Regions from separate parts of the Homo sapiens genome. Here region 1 is linked to region 2. A link is a contact called in ENCODE Hi-C data. All regions are on one chromosome and are shown on one strand. Each heading gives the region's core, a stretch centred on a gene start or an enhancer-like site at or near the end of the contact. The rest is flanking DNA. Distances are from core to core; before and after follow the strand shown. Region 1 overlaps ADAMTSL2 (ADAMTS like 2). Region 2 holds the start of REXO4 (REX4 homolog, 3'-5' exonuclease).

Region 1 (2,700 bases), core at 1-2,500, 120 kb before region 2:
CCCCTCGCAGGTCAGTGAGCTTGCAGGATGTGCCGTCGCGGGCGGGGACCATGAGCTGCCGCTGGCCGTCCACGGTGGTACAGTGCAGGTCACACGGTTTGCTGGAGATGTGGACATAGTCATCTGGTGGAGGGAGACAAAGACAGAAGGTTTCAGCGGGGCAGGAAATGCCGGATTCAGAGGACTTCCCTTTTCCTCCCTCTGAGACAGCTCCCATTGCATAGATGGGGCAACTCAGGCCTGGAGAACAGAAGGAACCTGTCCAGGTCTCAGTGGCAGAAACTGATGGGTCTTCTGGCTCAGCCCACACCCCGTGAGTTCCAGCTTCTACCTCCTCGTGAGTGGGGAGCAGCGCCTGAGACCCATACTGGGGTTCCCCCTCTGCAGGAGGTCTGAGCCAACTCGACACCCCTGTGCTGCTGGCCCTGGGCACCCCAGCCCTGGCCCTTGCGGGTGAGCAGGAGAAGGATGAAGCATTTACACTGTTGCCTGAGCTACTTGCTTTCCATGGGACCGTGTGGGCAGTCTCCGTTTGGGATCGTCTAGGCTGGTTCCTGTCTGTGCCCAGGAGCCAGTAAGTAAGTGAGCAAGTCACCACTGCCGTCAGAGGTCAGGTCTGCAGGGAACTCAGTCCCGTAATCTGTCCTGCGTTGATGTCATGGGTCATGGGGGAGGGGACAGACCCCTGGGCCAGGGCTCAGGAGACCCAGGTTCATTCCTGGCTCTTCGTCTGACCACCTCCATTTCCCCACCTGCCCACCCGTCGAGTTTGGTCCCAGGTGCCGGAAGGGCTACCCCCAAAGCTCAGTCAGCTCCCTGCAAGGTGGGTCCCCAGGGCGGCAGGTACCCGGGTACAGAGGCTTCCACTGGTGCGTCCGCCCGTTGTACACGTGGGAGTTGAAGGAGACGCACTGCTCCTCGCGGAAGCTCCTCCCGTCCGGCGGACACTCCTGGGAAGCGAAGGGACAGGGAGGCTCCGGGAGGAACTCGGCCCGACAAAGGCATTTTTGTCCAGGCTAAGCAGGAAGTGGCTGCAGCCGGGACAGCCGGGACAGCCGGGACAGCCGTGCGGGGGCCACGGCCCACGGGGTGGCCTCTAGGGCTCCTGCGCGCTCCCATGCGCTCTCAGGAGGGAGCAAGGACGCAGGAAAGGGCAGCTCCGCCCCCCACGCCAGCCCTCCGCCTACTCTAGACACAACCCTCCCAGTCCCCACCACGCCTTCTCCCAGCCTTGCGGTGGAGGGGACATGACCCTAGGATGGCTGGCAAGGGTGCTCCCCTCGCCCGTGTCCTCAGCAGGCCCTGACTGTGTGTCTACAGTGACGGGACAGGGCCTGGCACACGGTCCGTGGCCATGCACACTGCGTAAATCAGGAAGATCGTGGTCCTGACTCCATAAAGAGGAACCCAGCGTGCAGACAAGAGACTCATCCTCGGAGGGGACCCAGCTTAGTCGTGCCGGGGCCAGAGCTCAAACCTGGGTCCCTCTCATGCTGGAGCTCATAAATGCCCCTCCCCCAACCCTGGCTGCACTGCCCTAGGAGGGCAGCTGACCAGGTGACGCCAACACAGAAGCGGTGGCCACCTGCCTCCCTCCAGCCCCTCACTCCCTGCACGTGCGCACACACCCCCTGAGACACACAGACACAGAGACCCCCAGCTGCTCTGCCTTCCCTGCCCAGGCAAGCCACACGAGCCAGCCTGGGAGGCCCAGATCCCAGCTCGGCGTGCCCCAGCCTCACGCCCTGCAGTCCTTGGAAAGGTGTTCAGGTTCCAACTGCCCAGGGCCCCACTGAGAGCTGCCTGGTCAGAGTCAGAACCTCCTCTTCAGCCTCGGCTACCCAAGGAAGCTGATGGGGGCTGGAGCAGAAGGGCTCCGAGAGCAACCCAGGGAACTGTTTTATGGCGTGGGGGGTACTGTTTCATGGGACGGGGAAGCCTGGCAACTGCTGGGTCTCTGTGAGCACCAGGTGCACGAATGTTGTGAGTAAAGTGGAGCTGCGACCAGAGACCCCAAACCTTGAGGCTGCACTTGAAGTTCCAGGAGCAGAGTGAGTCCGCCCGTCCCAGCATTGCTGAGCACATGTGAGCACAGGGACAGTGGTCTGGACAGTGGATGGCTCCGTACTAGCCCAGGGCCCCCCGCAGCCTTCTCAACCCTGCTCCTGGGCTCTCCTTGAAGAGCAGCCCACAACAGAATGCCCAGAATGCCCAGGAGCCACCTGGAAGACCCCCTGAAAACTGCATGATGACAGGGAGAGCAGGCCATGGTGCCCCTGCCCGGGCCGGGCCTCACCTGCACTCTGCAGAGCTGGTACCGCTTGGACGTGCCCGTGCAGGTCCTGTTCCCGGGGCCCGGGACGGACTTCCTCCTGGCAGAAAGATGCAGGCTCGGAGTGAGGGCTGCAGAGGAGTTTCAGGAATGTCGCCTGGGCTGGCCCCACGGCCACTGGGATCCAGAATCTCCCGATACCCGTGACCCAGAGGGCTCCTTCCTCCCTACTCAACTCCCACCCCGTACACACACCAGAGCCAAGGGGGAATGAGATTTGATTCACTTCTACATCAGCAGCACATAGCACAGGGGCTCAGTACACAGAATTGAAACAACCACATGGGTTGTGTGCCAGGCCTGTGCCCAGGTGCACACACATGTGTGTTCTCAGAAGCATGAGGTGAGACCAGCACGCTCTCCATGCC
Region 2 (5,499 bases), core at 1,328-3,827:
TCGACCAATCTGAACTCAGCAAGTATTAACCAATCAGAACTAAGCAAGTGTGCCTTCCTCATTTGCATAAGTGGACCAAAGTGGGAACCTGGGCAGGAAGTTCTCTACAAAAGACGACCTCTTTCTTTGTTCTCTTTGTTCCCTGGAATGCACCTTTGTACAGAAGGCTGCATTGCCCTGGTTTACAAACTGCTGGAACAAAGTTTTTTTCCTTTTTTAAAAAGAAAACCTGGGCCAGGTGTGGTGGCTCACGCCTTTAATCCCAGCACTTTGGGAGGCCGAGGCAGGTGGATCACGAGGCACGCGGATCATGAGGTCAGGAGTTCGAGATCAGCCTGGCCAGCATAGTGAAACCCCGTCTCTTTTCAAAAATACAAAAATTAGGCTAGGTGCGGTGGCTCACGCCTGTAATCCCAACACTTTGGGAGGCTGAGGCGAGAGGATCACCTGATGTCTGGAGATCCATACCAGCCTGGCCAACATGGAGAAACCCCATCTCTACTAAAAGTACAAAATTAGCCGGGCGTGGTGGCACATGCCTGTAATCCCAGCTACTCGGGAGGCTGAGGCAGAAGAATCACTTGAACCCGGGAGGTGGAGGTTGCGGTGAGCCGAGATTGCGCCATTGCACTCCAGCCTGGGCGACAAGAGCATAACTTCGTCTCAAAAAAAAAAAAAAAATTAGCTGGGCATGGTGGCGTGCACCTGTAGTTCCAGCTACCCAGGAGGCTGAGGCAGGAGAATCGCTTGAACCCGGGAGGTGGAGATTGTGGTGAGCCGATATCACGCCACTGCACTCCAGCCTGGGCAGCAGAGCAAGACTCCGTCTCAAAACAAACAAAAAAAAAGAAAACCCTTTTCGGTGGACTTGCTGACAATCTCAGTGCCATATCTGGTTCCCATCTCTCTGTCCTCGTCCTTCTCAGCCTCTCAGCAGCATCTGATGTGGTTTATTCTCCCCCTGGATTCTCTGATGCCACTCACATCCGCTTCTCCTCCCACTGCACTGACTGCTCCCCCTCAGCCTCCTCTGCTGCTTCGCCCCTGGAGAGCCCCCAGCACCTGCTATCTGGTCTTAACCCTTCACTCCCTATATTGGTACTCTCTCTTTGGATGAACTAACCCAGGTTCATGTTTCAACACTAATTATGTGCTGACGATTTCCAAATTACATCTCCAGCACTGACCCTTCCCTAAGCTTAGGAATCTTATATCCTGCTGCTGATTAGACGTCTCTCCTTGGTGACTGACGGCCCGTTCAAACTCAGCAAGTGTGAAAAGGAGCTCATGGCTCCACCCCCATACTTCACCCTGCTCCCCGCAGACATTTATTGAGATGATAAATGGCCACACCCAATTGCTCAGACCAAAATCCTAGGAGCCTCACTTCCCTGTTACTCCATCAACCTCTGCCTGTTACACACGCACATCAAATCTACCCACTCCCGGCCGGGCACGGTGGCTCACACCTGTAATCCCAGCGCTTTGGGAGGCCGAGGCGGATGGATCACTGGAGGTCAGGAGTTCAAGACAGCCTGGCCAACGTGGCGAAACCCCAGGTCTACTAAAAATACAAAAATTGGCAGAGAGTGGTGGCGTGCACCTATAGTCCCAGCTACTCAGGAGGCTGAGGCAGGAGAATCGCTTGAACCCAGGCGGCAGAAGTAAGGGAGGAGACCACCCCTCATATTGTCTTATGCCCAATTTCTGCTTCCAAATAAAGAAGTAAAAACTAAAAGGCAGAAATAAAATCCACAGGCAGACAGCCCGGCGCCGCGCCCTGGGCCTGGTTAAAGATCAATCCTTGACCTAACCGGTTATGTTATCTATAGATTTCAGACATTGTATGGAAAAGCATTGTGAAAATCCCTGTCCTGTTCTGTTGCGTTCTGATTACCGGTGCATGCAGCCCCCAGTCACGTACCCCCTGCTTGCTCAATCGATCACGACCCTCTCACACAGACCCCCTTAGGGTTGTAAGCCCTTAAAAGGGACAGGAATTGCTCACTCAGAGAGCTCGGTTTTTGGAGACGTGAGTCTGCCGATGCTCCCCACTAAATAAAGCCCTTTCCTTCTACAATTCGGTGTCTGAGGGGTTCTTGTCTGCGGCTCGTCCTGCTACAGAGTGAACTGGCAGGAACTCCTCCCGGTGCCTGGGCCTCAGTTTCCCCACTGTACGTGGAAGATGAGCCGCTGTGAGGCTGAGCAAGGAGCAGCCCAAGGCGGGAAAGGCTCGAGAGTCCAGGACGCAGGCGAGCGACCTAGCCCGGCTCTCACTAGCCCCACCGCCCAGTGCCCCCAGCTCAGCTGCCCTACCAGGTGCTACACACACAGCGGCCCCCCAGTTCCCTTCCGGCGTTCGCATCTCTCATCCCCATCCCGGATCTTGGGGAGGTCCTCGGCTTGCCCCAGTCAAACTCGAGGTCGATGACCCCGGATGCCGCTGGCTAAGGCGGCGGCCCAAGTCCCGTGCGGGTGAACCGCCCAGGCTGCGCGGAACCAGAGGCAGGGATCCGGTTTCCAGCCGGTTGTGGAGAGACGAGCGCTTCCGGGGACTGGAGCGTGCGTGCTGAGGTATGCGCAACGCGTGCGGGGTCTCTTCCGGAGTCTTTTCCTGGACGGGGTCCCTGCGGTGGGTGTGTTTCGGCCTGGCCTGGGCAGGCGCTTGTGCTGCCAGGGCGCCGGGCCCGGGGAGGCCGGGGTCTCGGGTGGCCGCCGGCCCAGGCGCTGGACGGCAGCAGGATGGGGAAGGCGAAGGTCCCCGCCTCCAAGCGCGCCCCGAGCAGCCCCGTGGCTAAGCCGGGTCCTGTCAAGACGCTCACTCGGAAGAAAAACAAGAAGAAAAAAAGGTTTTGGAAAAGCAAGGCGCGGGAAGTAAGCAAGAAGCCAGCAAGCGGCCCCGGTGCTGTGGTGCGACCTCCAAAGGCACCAGAAGACTTTTCTCAAAACTGGAAGGCGCTGCAAGAGGTGAGGCTTGAGGGGGCCCGGGCGGAGCGCTGCGCAGCTCATTCCCGCAGAACGCGACGGAGGGAAAGACTTGGGTAGCCCCAAAAGACCTGTAAAGGCAGATTTGAATCGAAATCTTGTAAACAGCTTTTCACAAGAAAGGTGGCCTGTTGAGGGAGGTCTCGAACTTGTTTGCTTGAAAGAAATTGATGAAAGAATTATTTCAAGTACAAAAAAGCAAAGATAAACCCTTGTACCTTTTGCATAATGAACTAACTAGAATGGATTTTACAAAGAGAAATTTAGCTTAAAATCCCGAAACCAGGCCGGGCGCGGGGCCTCACGCCTGTGATCCCAGCACTTTGGGAGGCCGAGGCGGGCAGATCCCCTGAGGTCAAGAGTTCAAGACCAGCCCGGCCAACATGGTGAAACCCCGTGTCTACTAAAAAAGTACAAAAAATATTAGCCGGGCGTGATGGCGCGCGCCGGTAGTCGCAGCTACTCGGGGAGCCTGAGGCAGAAGAATCGCTTGAACCCGGGAGGCAGAGGCAGTAGTAAGCCGAAATCGCGCCACTGCACTCCAGCCTGGGCGACAGAGCGAGACTCCATCTCAAACAACAACAACGAAAGAACACACTGGTCTGTGTAGCAAGACAGGGAGAAAGAAGATTCCTGTGTAGAAGTGAAAAGCAGATAGCAGACATGTGATGGGGTTCTAGCGACACTTACGGTCTTGAAGTAAATACTAATTGAGCTCCTAAAAATGTGCACTCTGCCATGTGCTCTATGCCATGCGTGTTGCAATCCCCACAATAAGACTGTGAGGTGGACACTTCCATCATCGCTATTGTACAGATGAGGAAATAGGCTGGAAAAGTTTAAATAGATCATCTAAGATTGCGGCTGGGAACCAGGTGGCTGACTCTGGAGTCCATGCTTTTAAGGCTGTGTTGTACCTGCTGTCTCCCTAGTGACCTGCACTTCTGTAGAGGTTGCCTGCTCTCTCCTAGACACTCTTCCACGTGCGTCACTCATACATTCTTACCACATCCCTTGGAGCTCCCTTGGAGCTACCTCCTGTTAGGATCATAGCTCACTGCTGCCTGGGCTCCAGTGATTCTCCTGCCTCAGCCTCCCGAGTAGCCCACACGTGTAATCCCAGCACTTTGGGAGGCCCAGGCAGGAGGATCACTTGAGCTCAGGAGTTCAAGTCCAGCCTGGGCAACATGGTGAGATTCCATCTCTAAATAAAAGTAAAAAGTAGTTTTTTTAAAAAAGAAATGTGATCCCCAGTGGTGGAGATGGGGCCCATAGGAGGTATTGGGTCATGGGGGTAGATCCCTCATGAATGACTTGGTGCCCTCCCCTCAGTAACGAGTAAGTTCTCACTCTGCTGGTTCATTTGAGAGCTGGTTGTTTAAAAAGAGCCTAGCACCTTTTTTGCTTGCTCTCTCACCACGCAACACACCTGCTCCCCCTTCACCTTACACCATGATGGGAAGCTTCCTTCGGCCTCACCAGAAGCAGATGCTGGCACCATGCTTCTTGTACAACCTGCAAAACCATGAGCTACATAAACGTTTTTTCTTTATAAATTACCAAACACAGGTATTCCTTTATAGCAGTGCACAATGAACTAATACAGATGGGGTTTCACTTTGTTGCCCAGGCTGGTCTTCAACTCCTGACCTCAAGCAATCCTCCCACCTCAGCCTCCCCGAGCGCTTCTTGAACCTCCTAATACTCTGCACAGTATCTCAGTGCAGACATTCCTGTCTTAACACACAGGACCAGTCAAATTCCCGTGGGCAGCCCCAGGGTTCTGTGGGATTTCTTGAACACCAACTCTTCTTCCTTCTCCCAAGAAAGAAAAGCAAAATAAGTGAATGGAAGGGATGTGTGCTATAGGGAAACTTTGGAGTGTTTTCTAATTCATCCAAGAAAGTCAGCCCTTCAGTTCTTTACCTATCACAGAACAGGTAAGTAGCACCCGCCTCATCATCGCACTGTGGTGGCGCCCACTCCCACTGGGGATTTGAACACAGGGAGGAAGCTGGGCTCTAAGACTACAGGAGCCTCTGCTTGGGTGACAGCCAAGGTGTGTGGCTGCTAGCAGTTCTTCAGCCACTCCAGTTTGACAGAAGCTTTTCTTTTCATTTATGACACCCCCCACCTTCCTGAGATCTTCACAGCAGTAGCAAACCAGGGAATCTTGTAAAAAAAAAAAAAGCGATTTCTGTGTAGCAGGATGTTGGCCCAAGCTGTGAGGGAAGTTAACTCCAAAATTCTTTCTAGATAAGCTGAAAAGGGAAGTGGTCTGTGGTGTCCAGCCACTCAACAGGTACCCAAGGTGTAGAATGAGTTTGACATTTTGTATGCATGAAGGAGCAGGTGCAAAATGCATTATAATAAGATAAGCAAAGAAACAGCATTTCACCACAAGTGACCCATGAGAATGAAAAAGAGCTTTTTCCAAACCGTTTGAAAATGAATTTCAGTGATGCGGATGGGAATTGTATAGATGTGTTTGGTGTATATGTGTGTATATACATA

Evidence for each region. A loop is a pair of places that touch in the nucleus more often than their neighbours do. Pooled maps may share reads with other maps.
Region 1: a loop to region 2 is called in a pooled map, with 2.4 times the contacts of the local background. The contact joins the enhancer-like site here to the promoter of REXO4 in region 2. A Hi-C loop is called at or near these places in 2 of 50 pooled maps.

The regions. Positions count from the first base shown.
Region 1 is chr9:133,538,021-133,540,720 of GRCh38, reverse strand. ADAMTSL2 (ADAMTS like 2) reads right to left here. Exons shown (of 19, transcript NM_014694.4): 4 at 2,297-2,372; 5 at 848-950; 6 at 1-123. Among named protein-coding and RNA genes, the nearest start is that of ADAMTSL2, 4.7 kb to the right of the region's middle. RefSeq lists enhancers at 1-101, 835-1,566. Within about 2 kb of position 1,250, at least 10 of the 41 ENCODE cell types and tissues checked have a DNase peak (open chromatin) inside an H3K27ac peak, as active enhancers do.
Region 2 is chr9:133,415,088-133,420,586 of GRCh38, reverse strand. It overlaps REXO4 (REX4 homolog, 3'-5' exonuclease), which reads left to right and starts at 2,577. Exons shown (of 8, transcript NM_020385.4): 1 at 2,577-2,967. The coding sequence starts at 2,743. It also overlaps a transcript of ADAMTS13 not described here. RefSeq lists an enhancer at 2,263-2,482 and a silencer at 2,593-2,832.